2 separate regions of the Homo sapiens genome follow, and region 1 is linked to region 2. Evidence: chromatin loops called from intact Hi-C (ENCODE). Cell type or tissue: Caco-2. All regions are shown on one strand. Links, peaks and the distances in the headings refer to the core of each region. The heading gives the core; the rest is flanking DNA.

The links. A loop is a pair of places that touch in the nucleus more often than their neighbours do. Peaks named below come from ENCODE experiments on the same cell type or tissue, not always from the same donor. Only the 100,000 strongest peaks of a DNase experiment are listed, where the experiment ranks them.
Region 1: a loop joins it to region 2, with 12 times the contacts of the local background. A loop is called at or near these places in 2 of 110 quality-filtered maps.

Annotation. Positions count from the first base shown.
Region 1 is chr21:16,939,475-16,947,819 of GRCh38, forward strand. No RefSeq gene overlaps it. Among named protein-coding and RNA genes, the nearest start is that of MIR125B2, 350 kb to the left of the region's middle. In Caco-2, for the core only: a CTCF peak has its summit at 3,411 (motif pointing right); a DNase peak (open chromatin) is centred at 3,447.
Region 2 is chr21:17,143,683-17,152,027 of GRCh38, forward strand. No RefSeq gene overlaps it. Among named protein-coding and RNA genes, the nearest start is that of LINC01549, 290 kb to the right of the region's middle. In Caco-2, for the core only: no CTCF peak of the experiment used is centred there; no DNase peak of the experiment used is centred there.

The DNA of each region.
Region 1 (8,345 bases), core at 286-8,285, 200 kb before region 2:
GTGGTGTTTCATACTTATTGATTTTTGTTTGTTGAATTATCCTCGCATCCCTGGGATGAATCACACATGATAATGGTGAATGATCTTTTTAATGTGATGTTGAATTTAATTTGCCAGTATTTTGTTGAGGATTTTTGCATCTTGTTTCTAAGTGATATTGGCCTGTAGTTTTCTCTATTGTTGTGTCCTTGTCTGATTTTGTTATCACAGTAATCCTGTCCTTGTAGAATGAATTTGGAAGTATTCCATTCTCTTCAATATTTTTGAAGACTTTGAGGATAAATGGCATTAATTATTTTTTAAATATTTGGTAGAATTTGGCAGTGAATCTATCAGGTCCAGGGATTCTCTTTGATAGAATAATTTTTATTACAGCTTTGATATTGTTACTCATTATTGGATTGTTGCAATTTCATGCTTCTTTGTGGTTCAATCTTGGGTGCTTGTATGTGTCCAGGAATTTATCCATTTTCTCTAGGTTTTCCCATTTTTTGGCATATAATTATTTGTAATAATTTTTAATGATTCTTTGTATTTCTGTTGTCTCAGTTGGTATGTGTCGTTTTTTATTTCTGATTTATTTCAGTCTTCTCATTTTTTATTAGTCTACCTCAGGGTTTGTTAATTTTGTTAATCTTTTCAAAAAATCCAACTTCTTTTTATTTTGATCTTGTGTATTATTTTAGTCTCAATCTCATTTATTTCTTCTCTAATCCTTATTATTTCATTTCTCCTACTAATTAGGTGTTTGGTTTGTTCTTGCTTGTCTACTTCCTTAGCGTGCATCATTTGGTTGTTCATTCTAAGTATTTTTACTTTTTTCTATATAGGCATTTATTGCTATAAACTCTCCTCTCTGAACTGCTTTTGCTGTATCCCATAGATTTTGGTACGTTATATTTCCATTTTCATTTGTTTCAAAATTTTTTAGAACTTCCTTCTTAGTATTTTTTTTTGACCAATAGTCATCTAGGAGCGTGTTTTTAAATTTCCACGTTTGTGTAATTTCCAAGGTTCTGCTTCTCCACTGATCTCTGGTTTTATCACTGTGGTCAGAAAAGACACTAATATGATTTCTACTTGTTGAGACTCATTTTGTGGTCTAAGAGATTATTTATTCTTGAGAATGTTTCATGTGCTGATGAAAAGAATGTGTATTCTGTAGCTGTTGGGTGAAATATTCTGTAAATGTCGGTTAGACTTCTTTGGTCATATGTGAAGTTTTTAACTCATATTTCTTTGTTGATTTTCTGTCTGAGTGATATGTCTGTAACTGAGAATGGGGTGTTGAAGTCTCTTACTGTTATTGTATAGCACTCTATCTCTCCCTTTAGATCTATTAATGCTTGCTTTATATACTTGGGTGCTCTGGTGTTAGGTGCATATATATTTACAATTGTTATATTCTCTCACTGAATTGACCCCTTTATCATTATTGAGTAGGATTCTTTATATCTTTGTATCTTTTTACAGTCTTTGACTTGTAGTTTATTTTATTTGATCTACAAATAGTTATTCCTGCTCTTTTTTGGTTTCCGGTTGCATGGAAACCAATCTTTCTCCACCTCTTCACTCTCAGTCTGTGCGTGTCTTTATAGGTAAAGTGGGCTTCTTATAGGCAGCATATAGGTGGGTCTTGTTTTTTTTTTTTTTTTGCTTTTGTTTTTGTTTTTTACCCATTCTGCCACTCAATGCCATTTAACTGGAGAATTTAGTCCATTTGAATTCAGTATTATTATTGATAAGTAAGAACTTACTATTGACATTTTGTTGCTTATTTTCCTGTTGTTTTGTTACTCTTCTGTTTCTTTTTTCCTTTCCTACTACCTTCTTATGTGATAAGTAATATTCTCTGGTAGTAAGATTTTATTTGTTGCCTTTTTATTTCTAGTGTGTCTTTTATAGTTTTGTATGTGTGTGTGTGTGTGGTTTCCATAAGGCCTACAAAGAATATCTTAAAGATTAACAAATTAGTTTAAATCTATGACAAATTATCTTAGACCACAAATAATAGAAACAAAGAACAAGTGAAAAAAAACTGTATGCATTAACTTCATCTCTGTCCCTCAACATTTTGACTTCATGTTGTCTCAATTTACATGTTTCTATATCAGATATCTCTTAATAGGTTGTTATAGCTATAATTGTTTTTTCATAGATATGTCTTTTGGGCTTCATACTAGTTATGAGTGGGTTGTACACCATAATTATAATTAGTAGAGTATTCTGGGTTTGTCAATGTACTTAAGTTTACCAGGGGTTTTATACCTTCAAATTTTTTTTTTTTTTTGCACATTACTGTTTTGTTTTGTTTTTTCTTCAGATTGAAGAACTCCCTCTAGCATTTCTCATAAGACATGTTGGTAGTGGTAAAGTCTCTCGGCTTTTGTTTATCTGAGTAAAACTTTATTTCTCCATATTTGATATAAAAATTTGCTGCATATAATATTCTTGCATGGCAGGTTTTTTTCTTTAAGCACTATGATAATGTCATCCCACTTCCTACTGGCTCATATGGTTTCTGTTGAGAAGTCTGTTGCCAGATAAATTGGAACTCCTTCATATGTTATTTGCTTATTTTTTTCTTGCTGCTTTTAGGATAATTTCTTTGCCTTGACATTTGAGAGTTCAATTATTATATACCTTGGGGTAGTCTTTTTTGTCCATGTCTGTTTGGTGTTCTCTGAGCTTCCTGTACTTGGATATTTAGGTCTTTCTCAAGTATTGGAAACTTTTCTATTATTTCTTTGAATATGCTTTCTATCCATTATTCTGGCTTAATTTCCTTTTGAACACCAATAATTCTTAGAGTTGGTATCTTAAGGTAATGTTCTATGTCTTTAGGTGATCTTCATTTCTTTTCATTCATATTTCTTTTTTCTTCTTCATGTATTTTCAATTAGCCTGTTTTTCAGCTCACTGATTCTTTCCTCTGCTTGTTCCATTGTGCTGTTGAGGGCCTCTAGTGAGATTTTCAGTTTAGCAAATGTATTTCTCACTTCTAAGATGTATGTTTGATTTTTAAAAATTACAATCTATATTAAATTTCTCTGATAAATTTCTAAGTTGCTTTTCTGTGCTATCTTGGAGATCACTGTGTTTCCTTAAATCTGCTTTTTTGAATGCTTGTTCAGAGAGTTCACGCATCACAGCCACTAGGGTCAGTCACTGGTTTCTTGCTTTGTCCATTGGGAAGATCATGATTCCCTCTTTGCTGATGTGTGTGTGTGTGTGTGTGTACATCACCGTTTTTGCACTAAAGGATTAGTTGTTGAATCCAGTCTTCTCTGTCGGCTTATTTTGGTTTTTATTGGACATGTTTCCTTAGATGTTTTTATAATTAGCTGCTGGTTTGCTTTCTCATCTTTTTTTTTCCTGCTGGGTTGCTGCCTCCTTTTTAGCACTAGGTGGCACCTTAAGCCCAGGTTGGCCTCAACTCTAGTAAACAGTCGGAGGGCTGCTCATCTTAAGTGGGAGGGGTTCCAAAGGGAATGTCCCAATAGTGTGGGAATGCTGGTTAGGAGTTTGTGCCCTAAGAACCTGCAGAACATACCTCCTATAGTATAGTGCCGCTGAACAGCCATTCTGATTTGGTGTCAACTTTGGCCAAGTTACCTATCAGAGTTTCCAGGGTTGAGGATGATAGTCTTATCACCCCACCTTGTCTCTGGCTGTCTTCAGAGATATTTCTCCCTTTAGGCACTTGCAATGCTTCCTGTAGATTGATACTGGAATAGACTTCCTTTCAGGGATCCCAAGGTGATGGGGAAGCTGGCTGTTAGCCTTGATTTCACCTTTTTCTGTGTATAAATTGTGAACAAGGGGAAATTTCTATGCACTTGGTTACAGTCAGATTGAAGGGAGAGGCATCAAGGATATAGAATTCCAATTCTCTTTCCATCTGCTCAGAGTTTTTTCACTTCTCTTTGGCTCTGGGAACTGTGTCTTCCTCATATTTTAGTTCCAAGACATTGGCAGTGATAATCTCAGTGCTGCATATTTGTTTTTGGTTTTCTATGGTGGGTAGGTTAAGTCAGCTTTCTTCTACACTGCTATTTTGGAACCAGAAATCCTATACATTGGTAAAAATAAAGTAGGAAAGAATAGAAAGCACTAGACCAACTCTTCATGAAATTTATGTGTGAATTAAAGGAAATATGTTTATACTTATTAGAATGTACCCAAAAATTGTTGCGATCATAAATATACACATTATAGATTGATGTTAGATAGATGGATAGATATACAACATATAGAAGAATTAAGTCTGATTGCTTCCAAATGGAAGGAAACCTCTAGGAGAGTAAGATTGAAGAGCAGAAGCAAGAAAGTGAATTTATGAAAGAACAAGTTCCCCAAATAAGCAAAAAATAAAAACAAACCAAATTATGTATATAATTGGGAGAAAAACCAGGAAAGGAAAAAATAGAATATCTTCCTTGAAGAAATATTTTTAAGAAAAGGAAAAGGCCGGGCGCAGTGGCTCACGCCTGTAATCCCAGCACTTTGGGAGGTCGGGGCGGGTGGATCACGAGGTCAGGAAATCGAGACCATCCTGGCTAACACAGTGAAACCCCATCCCTACTAAAAATACAAAAAAATTAGCCAGGCGTGGTGGCGGGGGCCTGTAGTCCCAGCTACTCGGGAGGCTGAGGCAGGAGAATGGCGTGAACCCAGGAGGCGGAGGTTGCAGTGAGCTGAGACTGCGCCACTGCACTCCAGCCTGGGCGACAGAGCGAGACTGTCTCAAAGAAAAAAAAAGAAAGAAAAGGAAGAAGTGGATGAAAGTAGAAAACTTTTGAGACAATGTAGGACAGAGGAAACTTTCATACAAGAGCCTTATTTTCTAAAAAAAAAAAAAAAAAAAAAAAAAGGAAATAAAGGGTCATCCATGGTAACCAAAAGCAGAAGAATAGAAGTTAAGTATTTACCAAGTCTGGAAATGTGTTTTATAGCGAATATAAAAGTGTAAATTCACAATGACTAGAAGCCTTATTGAGCAAGAATGAAGAGGTTGACTAAAATTAAACAGAAGGACATGCTAGTGAACATATTCCACCCATGGTTAATTGTTACTATCAAGCCTTAGCAGAAAGCAAAATTGGAAAAAAAGAAAAAAATAAATTCACCTACTATGTAAAGTAGATGAATTTATGTTAGGAAGAAAAATCTTAAGGACATTAAGAAAACAAATATTATTATCATCTTACAATTACATAAATTTAAAACCTAGCTTTTACAAAGTTTGAGGTTTTTATTTTACCTTTGGAAAATAAAGTTCAGAAATTGTAGAGTGATATTGAAAAAAATTTAACTGTTTAGAAATGCAAGTACTATCAACATCACTGTCTACTGTGTTCAAAGATAAGTATTAACACTGATATTATCCAAAACAGGAATAAAAATAAAAACTATGCTGAATGAGGCCATAAGATTTTCTCCTTTTTCAACAACAAAAGTGATTAACTGCACACGGTTACTGCTTTTACGTTGTAATGCTATATTCCTCAACAATGGTGTCTTCCAAAATGAGTCTCTTTTTGTTTCTGAATGACAATAACCAAGAGTTATGGGCTGAATTGTGTCACTCCACAGTTCATATATTGAAGCCCTCACTCCCAGTACCTCAGAATGTGTCTCTAACTGGAGATAGAGCCTTTAAACAGGTAATTATGTTAAAATGAGGCCATTAGGGTGAATCCTTATCTAATATGACTTGTGACTTTATAGAAACAATGAATTCCGGAAAGGAGATGGAGCAAGATGGCCTAATAGAAGCCTTCACTGATTGTCTACCCTGCAGGAACACCAAATTAAACAACTATCCACACAAGAAAGCACCCTCAGAACAACCAAAAATCAGGTGAGTGATCACAGTACCTGACTTAAACTTCTTGTTACTGAAAGAAGCATGGAAGAGGGGTAAGACAGTCTTGAATTGCCAACACTACCACTCCCACAGCCTCTAGTGGTGGCCACATGGCACAGAAAGAAAATCTGTTTTCCTGGGGGAGGAAGAGTGCAGAGACCGTGGGACTTTGCATTGGAACTCACTGCTGTCCTCTTACCCCAGAAAGCAATACCAGGCACAACGCAGCCAGTGCCTATGGAGGGAGCATTTAGACCTGCCCTAGCCAGTGGGGAATTGTCCATCCCAGATGTCAGAAGACGAATTCAGGCAAGCCCCACCACCTCACGACAAAGTGTTCTATGGTCCTAAATAAAATTGAATGGTAGTCTAGGCCACAAGAACTGCAAATACTGGGCAAGTCCTGGTGCTATGCTGGGCACAGAGCCAGTGGACTTGAGAAGCACATGACCTAATGGAACACCAGCCAGAGTGGCTGAGAGAATGCTTACATCACTCCACCCCAGCCACAGGTAGTATAACTTGCAGCTCCAGAAGACACTCCTTCCCTCCACTTGAGAAGAAAGAGAATAAGGCGGACTTCATCTTGCAACTTGGATACCATCTCAGCTACAGTAGAATAGGACACTGGGCAGAGTCCTGAGGCCCCTATTCCAGACCCTAGCTCCCAGATGACATTTCTAGGCACCTTGGGCCAAAAGGTAAACCACTGCCTTGAAGGGAAGGACCCAGTTCTGGCAGGATTTACAACCTGCTGACTAAAGAGCCCTTGGGCACTGAATAATCAGCAGTGGAACCCAGGTATTTGCTATGGTCCTTGGTCCTTGGGTGAGACTCAGAGAGCTGCTAACTTCAGGTGTGACCCAGCACATTCCCAGCTGTGGTGGCTCTGGGAAGAGACTCCTTCTGCTTGAGTAAAGGAGAGGGGAGAGTAAAGGGAATTCTGTCTTGAAGCTTAAGTATGGTTTGGCTACAAGGAAGTAGAGCACCAAGCAGGCTCTTGGGATATTTGATTGCAGGCCTTGGCTCTTAGATGGCATTTCTAGACCTGCCTGGGGCCAAAGGGGAGCCTGGTGTCCTGAAGGGAGAGTCCCAGTCCTGGAAGCATTCACCAAAGCTGACAGAAGAGCCCTTGGGCCTTGAGTGAACATTACCAGTAGCCAAGCAGTACTTGTCCATGGCCCTGGGGCAGTGGTGGCCATGGTGAGAGACTCCTCTGCTTGCAGAAAGGAGAGAAAGAGTGGACAGGACATTGACTCATGACCTGGGTGCCAGCTCAGCCACAGAATAGAGCACTAAGTGGATCCCTAAGATTTCCAACTCCCAGATACTGGCTCCCAGATAGCTTCTTTAGACCCACCTGGAACTGGGGGTAACTCGCCACCTTGAAGGGAAGCCCACAAGCCTGATTGGCTTTGCCACCTGCAGATTGCAGAACCCTCGGGCCTTGACTAAACATAACCAGTAGCCAGGGAGTGGTTCCTGTAGGCTGTGAGCAAGACCCATTATTGTGCTAGCTTCAGTTCTCCCACAATGCAGTCCTAGTGGTGGTGGCCACAGGTGTGCTGGTTCCACCTTTCCATCAGCTCCAGGCAGCTCATCACAGAGACAGAGAGACAACATTTGTTTGGGAGAAAGTAAGGGAAGATAACACGGTTCTGTGCCTGGTAATCCACAGAATTCCTCTAGATATTATCATAGACCATCAATGTTATACTTCACAGATGTGGCTGCAGTGACCAAAAATCTAGACAACACCCAAGTCACTTCAAATACCTGGAAACCTTCCCAGGAAAAATGGATACAAACAAGCCCAGACTGTCAAGACTAAAATAAATATTTAACTCCTACTGCGTAGACAGCAATAACATCCATAAGCAATAAGACCATTTAGGAAAACATGACCTCACAAGATGAACTAAATAAGGCACCAGGGACCAATCCTAGACAGAAAGAGATATGTATGTGACCTTTCAAAAAGAGAATTCAAAATAGCTGCTTTGAGGAAACTCAACAAAATTCAAGCTAACACAGAGGAGAAATTCAGAATCCTATCAGATAATTTTAACAAACAGATTGAAATAATTAAAAGGAATCGAGCAGAAATTTTGAGGTTGAAAATGCGATTGACACACTGAAGAATGCATCAGAGTCTCTTAGCAGCAGAATTGATCAAAACAAAAATGAATTAGTGAGCTAGAGACAGGCTATTTGACAATACACAGTAAGAAGAGACAAAGGGAAAAAATAATAAAAAATAAGGATGCACACCTACAAGATCTAGAAAATAGCCTCAAAAGGACAAATCTAAGAGAAATTGGTCTTAAAGAAAAAGTACAGGGAGATGAGGTAGAAAGTTTATTCAGAGGGATAATAACAGAACCTCCCAAACCTACAAAAAGATGTCAATATTCAGGTACAAGAAAGTTATAGAATACCAAGCAGACTTAACACAAAGAAGACTACCTAATGGAAT
Region 2 (8,345 bases), core at 135-8,134:
AGAGCCAACAAGTAGGATACCAATCTCAGTGAGACATGATGGTGGACTGAAACAGGGATGGAGTAAAGTCAAAAGATTTGAAAGATATTTAGGTAATAAAACTGCTAGAACTTGGTGATTAGATATGTGGAATGACAATCTAACACATACTACTAGAAATGGGTTTTCCATTCCCTTCTAATCTGTCTCTAACAGTAGCTATTAGTGAACAACTCCGTGCAGGTGATAGAGTTTTAATCAGGATGAAATATAGCTTGATGAAGAAAACGTAGGTGATCCAGGGGAAAAACGGATGTGAAGAAAGCATAAAAATAAAAATATTCAATCCTGTGTAGAGGATAGAAGAGAGAAGAAGCATTTGCACCCTGATAAAGTCTGACCAAGAGAAGTAGAGTCAATTAACATCTAAATGAAATAAATACTGATTCTCTTAGACTAAACTTTCACTAAATGCTGAATTTCACCCTTTGTTCATGTAAGCCTCTGGTTGTAAATGAGGGGTGAATCATCCCCCTCCCTCTAGGGGCAGTTGACAATGTCTAAAGACATTTTTGCTGTGATAACACGGGTCAGGATGTTAGCACTACTGGAATCTCATACATAGAGACCAAGGGTGTTGCTAAATATCTTATAATGCACAAGATAGCCCCCTACAACAAATAATTATCCAGCACAAATGTCAATGGTGCCATGTTTGAGAAACCCTAGAATTCACTGACATAAGAAATATCAAATTAGACACCCAGACACTGTCATGTTGTGGGAGGCACTAAGAAAAGAAAGTCATAGGTCCTGCCCATGAAGAAGAAATGGCTTAAATTTATTAATTTTCAATATAAGAGCAACTATTCAAATAATAGCACAGGTAGTAATAAGACATATGTCATAAATCAGTATGTCTGTGATTGCTACATAAATGGTATCTATGATAAGTGCTCAATCTATATTTTTATAGAGTGGAGAGCAAAAGTCAGCCTAGAAAAAAAAACCATACCTGTTTTGTGAACACAGCATTTCTGAGGTGTCTGGAGGAGAAATAACTTAGGATTTCGCTAAAAAAAAAAATAGTCATGTGAAACAGACAGAAAATATTCTATTTTGGGAAATTTTATGAGTTTTCCAGAGAAAAAAAGATATACTCCATTGCTTAAGGCCAGATTCAGGATGGTCTTATATTTTTTTTACCTAGAAGTGGAGTTTTGAGCAGTAAAGTGACAGAATGAAATTTATCTTTCAGTAAAAGCAATTAGGTGGCAGTAGGTGGAACCAACTGTATATCAGAGGCATTGTGGACAAAGAGAGATCAAGAAGAAAAAATGTTTGAATAGTGACATAAAAGATTCTTGCAAAAAAATGGTGGCTCTGAGTAAGAAGACAAAACATATAGTAAGATCAACCTGAGAATCAGGAATGGACAGGATTATCCAAATGTCAATAAAAGCAAAGAGTGTATAACAGAAAGTAATTTGTTTTGTTAAAGGGAGTATTAAAGATCCTCATGCACGTGTAAAACTAATAAACTTCTTATGCCTTTCTTTTACTAAAAAACCTTACTTACACCAACTTGACCATCATCTGCTGTGACTTTTTTTTTTTTTTTGGAAATAATGGTAATCCCTGGTAACTAGAGGTAAAGAATGACTACATATGATTATAATGACAGGTATAGCAACTACTTTTAAGGCACCATGTAGAATTCTTTTAGCTTCATCTGGCTTTTATTCCAGCACCTGGACAACGGTCCTGCATAAGCTATGTCCAGCATCCTGTAGGTAACTTTTGACCACACTTTGTCTCAGGTCTGTGTTGTGTGCCTCCTCCCTCCTTACTCTGGACTTTTCCAGGTAGGATCCCACTGGGATCTGCTTGATGTCCATATTTTCACAACCTGAGGGTAAATAAGAGTTAACTCCCCATGTGGGCACACAGTAAGCAATCAAGGACAGAAGCCAGTAGATGTATGCTCCCCACCCAAACCTTGCCTACATGAGATTGCAAGGTGTAGATTATATTGTTTCTCAGGTAGTCCTATAAAATTTAAGAAACCAATCACCTCTATCAGTAGCCAACTAAAGAAGACATCTTTGCATTGCCTCTTTCCTGTTTCTGCTTCCTTTCCCTGTCACTCTCGTTTAATCTCTGGGGTCAAACACTAGAATAAAGCATTTGTCCTTAACCCTGTGTTCCAGGTATGCTTTGTGAAGAACTTAGGTAAAGGCAATCATGATGACATTGATGATGATGACAATAACATCTAATATTGCGGAAACATCATTCTCATTTTTACAGGTGAAGAAACTAAGGAAGATAAATGTTGCCTTCATTTCCTCTTAATAAGTTAAGTCACAATAAAGAAAAAACAAAACAAAAAATAAAATAAAATTAAGTTATAAGGTCTTGCTAATGAGGCTACATGTTTACTCATTGACATTTCCCCTCTTGAAATAAAACAAGATAAGCACAAGGGAAAAATAGGTGGCTACGTTAAGTAAACATTTCTAGTTTGTTTTGGTCACAGATGAAACACAGATTCAGTGAGCACATTACAAAGTAGACTTTAAATTACCCATTATTTATTATCATTGCATTAATTCTAGTAGTGGAGTTATTTATTTATTTGTGGCTACTATTTGAGAAGTATTCTTCAATACCAGATTGACTTTTAAAATTTGAGAAATAATGGCATTCTGGGGACAGAATAGCAAGCACCTTATTGGGTGATGAGTCATGTCTTCAGGGTATATATTAGCTGCTTCTGGCAGTCCTCAGCATTTGAGGAGTATCTTAATGATGCTTCTCCAAAGCATTTTTAAAAATAGAAAATTAATGAATAAACATAAAACATTATTTACATTTCTTCTTGAGATACTTAATTTTTGTGTTTGTGACAGCTTTGGCATGCCAGGTAGGATTTTATGACTCTGCAAGAACTATAGCATTATTGGGCTTGGAGTGCCCTCTAATGCAGAAATGACTCCGGTGGCCGAAAACATAGATCAAGACGTTCAATTCCCATCAAAACACCTGGAAAGCTTTCCAAAGAAGGACTGGTACAGCAAAGACTACAATAAATACTACTAACTCCCCAGACATTGATAGGCATCCAAAGGCATCAAGGCCGTTCGAGAAAATATGATCTCACCAAACAAACTAAATAAGGCAACCATCACCAATTCTGGAGAGAGAGAGATATGTGATCTTTCAGACAGAGAATTCAAAATAGCTGTTTTTTGTTTGTTTTTTTGGCTTTTTTTTTTTTTTTTTTTTTTTTTTGGAAACAGAGTTTTGCTCTTGTTGCCCAGGCTGGAGTGCAATGGTGCGATCTCAGCTCACCGCAATCTCCACCTCCCGGGTTCATGTGATTCTCCTGCCTCAGCCTCCTGAGTACATGGGATTACAGGCATGTGCCATCACGCCTGGCTAATTTTGTATTTTTAGTAGAGATGAGGTTTCTCCATGTTGGTCAGGCTAGTCTCGAACTCCCGACCTCAGGTGATCTACCTGCCTCGGCCTCCCAAAGTGCTGGGAATACAGGTGTGAGCCACTGCACCCAGCTGATAATAGCTGCTTTGAGGAAACTCAATGATATCTAAAATAACACAGAGAAATAATTCAGAATCCTATCAGATAAATTTAACAATGAAATGGAAATAACTAATAAGAACCAAGCAAAGATTCTGAAGCAGAAAAATGTAATTGACATACTGAAGAATGCATCAAAGTCTCTCAAGAACAGAATTGATCAAGCAGAATAAAGAATTAGTGGTCTTGAAGATGGGCTATTTGGAAATGCCCAGTCAGAGAAGGCCAAAAAAAAAAGAAGAATGAAACACAACTACATGATCTAGAAAACAGCCTCAAAAGGGCAAATGTAAAAGTTATTGGTCTTAAAGAGGAGATAGAGAGAGAGAGATCAGGGTAGAAAGTTTATTCAAAGGGATAATAACAGAAAACATCTCAAACCTAGAAAAAGATATCAATATTAAAGTACAAGAAAGTTATAGAACACAAAGCAGATTTTACCAAAATAAGACTACATCAAGACATGTGATAATTAAACTCCCAGAGGTCAAGAATAAAGAAAAGATCCTAAAAGTAGCAAGATAAAAGAAACAACATACAAAGGAGATCCAATAAATCTACCAGCAGGCTTTTCAGTGGAAACTTTACATGCTGGGAGAGAGTGGTATGACATAGTTAAAGAGCTGAAGGAATTAAAAAACCTATCCTAGAATAGTACAACCAGCAAAAATATTCTTCAAACATGAAGGAGAAATAAAAACTCTCCCAGACAAAAACCTGAAGGATTTAATCAATGCCAGACCTGTTCTATAAGCAATGTTAAAGGGAATTCTTCATCCAGAAAAAAAAGGATATTAATGAGCAATAAGAAATCATCTGAAGGTTCAAAACTCACTGGTAATAGAAAGTACACAAAAAACGAAGAATAACATAACACTGTAATTCTGGTGTGTAAACTACTTATATGTTGAGTAGAAAGACTAAAATGTGAACCAATCAAAAATAATAACTACAACAATGTTTCAAGGCATAGGCAGTACAATAAGATATAAATAGAAACAATCAAAAGTTTAAAAACCCAGGAGATAAAGCTGAAGTGTGGAGTTTTTATTTTTGTTAGTTTTTTTCTTTGTTTGTTTGTTCCTGTAATCAGTGTCATCATTAGTTTAAAATAATGAGTGATAAGATATTATTCACAAGTCTCAGGGTAATCTCAAATTAAAAAACATACAACAGATACACAAAATATAAAAAGCAAGACATTAAAACCACCAGCAAAAATCGCTTTCACTAACAGGAAGACAGAAAATAAGGAAAGAAGAAAGAAAAGATCACAAAGCAAGCAGAAAACAAATAACAAAATGGCAGAGTTAAATTCTTACTTATAAATAATAATATTGAATGTAAATGGACTAAACTCTCCAATCAAAAGACTTAGAGTGGCTGAATGAATTTTTTAAAAAAAATGCCTGATGATATGTTGGCAACAAGAAACAAACTTCACCTATAAAGACACACGTAGACTGAAAATAAACAGAAAAAGATATCACATGCAAATGGAAACCAAAAAAGAGCAAGGGTCATTATACTTACATGGAACACAATATGTTTCAAGACAAAAACCATAAAAAGAGACAAAGAAGGTCATTATATAATGATAAGTGGCCAATTCAACAAGAATATATACAATTGTAAATATAATACGCACACAATACGGAAGCACCTAGATATATAATGCTAATTGGATTAGAGCTAAAGAGAGAGAGAGACCCAAATACAATAATAGCTAGAAGTTTCAACACCACACTTTCAACAATGGACAGATTATCCAGACACAAAATCAACAAAGAAATATTGGACCTAATCTGCACTGTAAACCAAATGGACCTCATAGATATGCACAGAACATTTCAACCAATGGCAGCAGAATACACATTCTTCTCCTCAGCACATTGATCATTCTTGAGGCTAGACCATAGGTTATGCCACAAAACAAGTCTTAAAAATTTCAAAAAAATTGAAGTTACATCAAGTATCTTCTTTGCCCACAAAAGAGTCAATCTAGAGGTCAATAACAAGGGGGATTTTGGAGACTATACCAAAATATAGAAATTACACAATATGTTTCTGAATGACCAGTGGGTTAATGAATAAATAAACAGAAAATTTTAAAACGTTTTTAAGCAAATAACAATGGAAGCACAACATATCAAAATGTGTGGCATACAGCAACAGAAGTACAAAGAGTAATTTTTTTTTATTATACTTTAAGTTTTAGGGTGCAAAGAGTAAATTTTAAGCCTATAAGTGCCTACATCAAAAAAGTATAAAAACTTCAAATTAACTATCTAATGGTGCATCTTAAAGAACTAGAAAAGCAAGAGCAAATTAAACCCCAAATTTGTAGAAGAAAGCAAATAATAAAGATCAATCAGAAATAAATGAAATTGAAATGAAAAAACAATACAAAAGGCCAATGCAATAAAATATTGGTTTTTTGAAAAGATAAAACTGACAAGCCTTTAGCAGACAAATTAAGAACAGAGATGGCCCAAATAAATAAAGTCAGAGCAAAATACAGAGAATCTAGAATAGATAGAGAAATTCTTAGACATAGATGTCTGCCTACCAAGAGTAAGCCATGAAGAAATTTGAAGCATAAATAGAGGCTGGGCACGGTGGCTCATGCCTGTAATCCCAGCACTTTTGCGAGACCAAGGTAGGTGGATCACTTGAGGGCCAGAGTTTGAGACCAGCCTGGCCAACATAGTGAAACCCCATCTCTAGTAAAAACACACACAAAAAATTAGACAAGCATGGTGACATGCAATTGTAATCCCAGCTACTCAAGAGGCGGAGGCAGGAGAATCTCTTTCATGTAGGAGGCAGAGACTGTAGTGAGCTGAATTTGCACCACTGCACTCCAGCCTGGGCAACAGAGTAAAACTCCATCTCAAAAAACAAAACAAAACAAAAAAAACACATAAATAGACCAATAACAAATAACAGATTTAAACCATAAAAGACTGTATCACAGCAAAGAAAAGCCTGGGACCTGATGAATTCTTTGCTGAATTTTAGTTTGAAGTTGGGTAGAGTGATGCCTCCAGCTTTGTTCTTTTAGCTTAGGATGCTATATTAGTCTGTTTTCATGCTGCTGATAAAGCCATACCTGAGACTGGGCAATTTTCAAAAGAAAGCAATTTAATGGACTTACAATTCCATGTAGCTGGGGAGGCCTCACAATCATGGTGGAGGGTGAAAGGCATGTCTCACATGGTGGCAGACAAGAGAAGAAGGTTGTGCAGGGAAACACCTCCTTATATAATTGTCAGATCTCATGAGACTTATTCACTGTCATGAGAACAGCACAGGAAAGACCTGCCCCTGTGATTCAATTACCTCCCACCAGGTCCCTCCCACAATACGTGGGAATTCAAGGTGAGATTTTGGTGGGGACACAGCCAAACCATATCAGATGCATTGGCTATTCAGGCTCTCTTTTGGTTCCATATGAATTTTAAAATAGTTTTTTTCTAGTTCTGTGAAGACTGTCAATGGTAGTTTAATGGAAGTACCATTGAACGTATAAATTGCTTTGGATAGTATGGTCATTTTAATGCTATTGATTCTTCCCATGCATGAGCATGGAATGTTTTTCCATTTGTTTGTATCGTCTCTGATTTCTTCAAGCAGTGGTTTGTAGTTCACCTCTCCTGTTCACTGTATTCCTAAGTATTTTATTATTTTTGTGGCAATTGTGAATGCGAGTTTGTTCGTGATTTGGCTCTTGGCTTAACTGTTGTTGGTGTATAGGAATGTTAGTGATTTTGCACATTGATTTTGTATCTTGAGATTTTGCTGAAGTTGTTTATCACCTTAAGAGGCTTTTGGGCCAAGACTACAGGGTTTTCTACATATAGGATTATGTCATCTGCAAACAGAAATAATTTGACTGCCTCTCTTCCTGTTTGACTGCCTTTTATTTCTTTCTCTTGCTGACTGCCTGGCCAGAAGTTCCAATACTATGTTGAATAGGAGTGGTAAAAGAGGGCATCCTTGTCTTGTGCTGGCTTTCAAGGGGAGTTCTTCCAGCATTTGCCCAGTCAGTATGGTGCTGGTTGTGGGTTTGTCACAGATGACTCTCATTATTTTGAGGTATGATCCATCACTACCTAGTTTATTGAGAGTTTTTAAAATGAAGGAATGTTAAATTTTATCAAAACACTTTTCTGCATCTATTGAGATAATCATGTGGTTTTTGTCTTAGTTTTTTGCCTTTGTTTACGTGATGAATCACATTTATTGATTTGCATATGATGAACCAACCTAGCATCTAGGGGATGAATCCTACTTACTCATAGTGAATACACTTTTTGATGCTGAATTTGGTTTGCCAGTATTTTTTTGGATTTTTTGAATTGATGTTCATCAAGGATATTGGCCTGAAGTTTTCTTATTTTGTTGTATCTCTGCCAGGTTGGTACCAGGATGATGCTGATCTCATAGAATGAGTTATGGATGAGTCCTCTTCTTCACTTCTTTGGAATAGTTTCAGTAGAGATGGTATCAGCTCTTCTTTGCACTTCTGGTAAATTTCAGCTGTGAATCTGTCTTACCCTGAGCTTTTTAAGGTTAGTAGGCTATTTATTACTACCTCAATTTGAAAACACACTTTTGGTCTGTTCAGGAATTCCATTTCTACCTGGTTCAGTATTGGGAAGGTGTATGTGCCCGTGAATTTATTCATTTCTTCTAGATTTTCTAGTTTGTGTCTATAGAGGTATTTATAATATTCTCCGATGGTTGTTTGTATTTCTGTG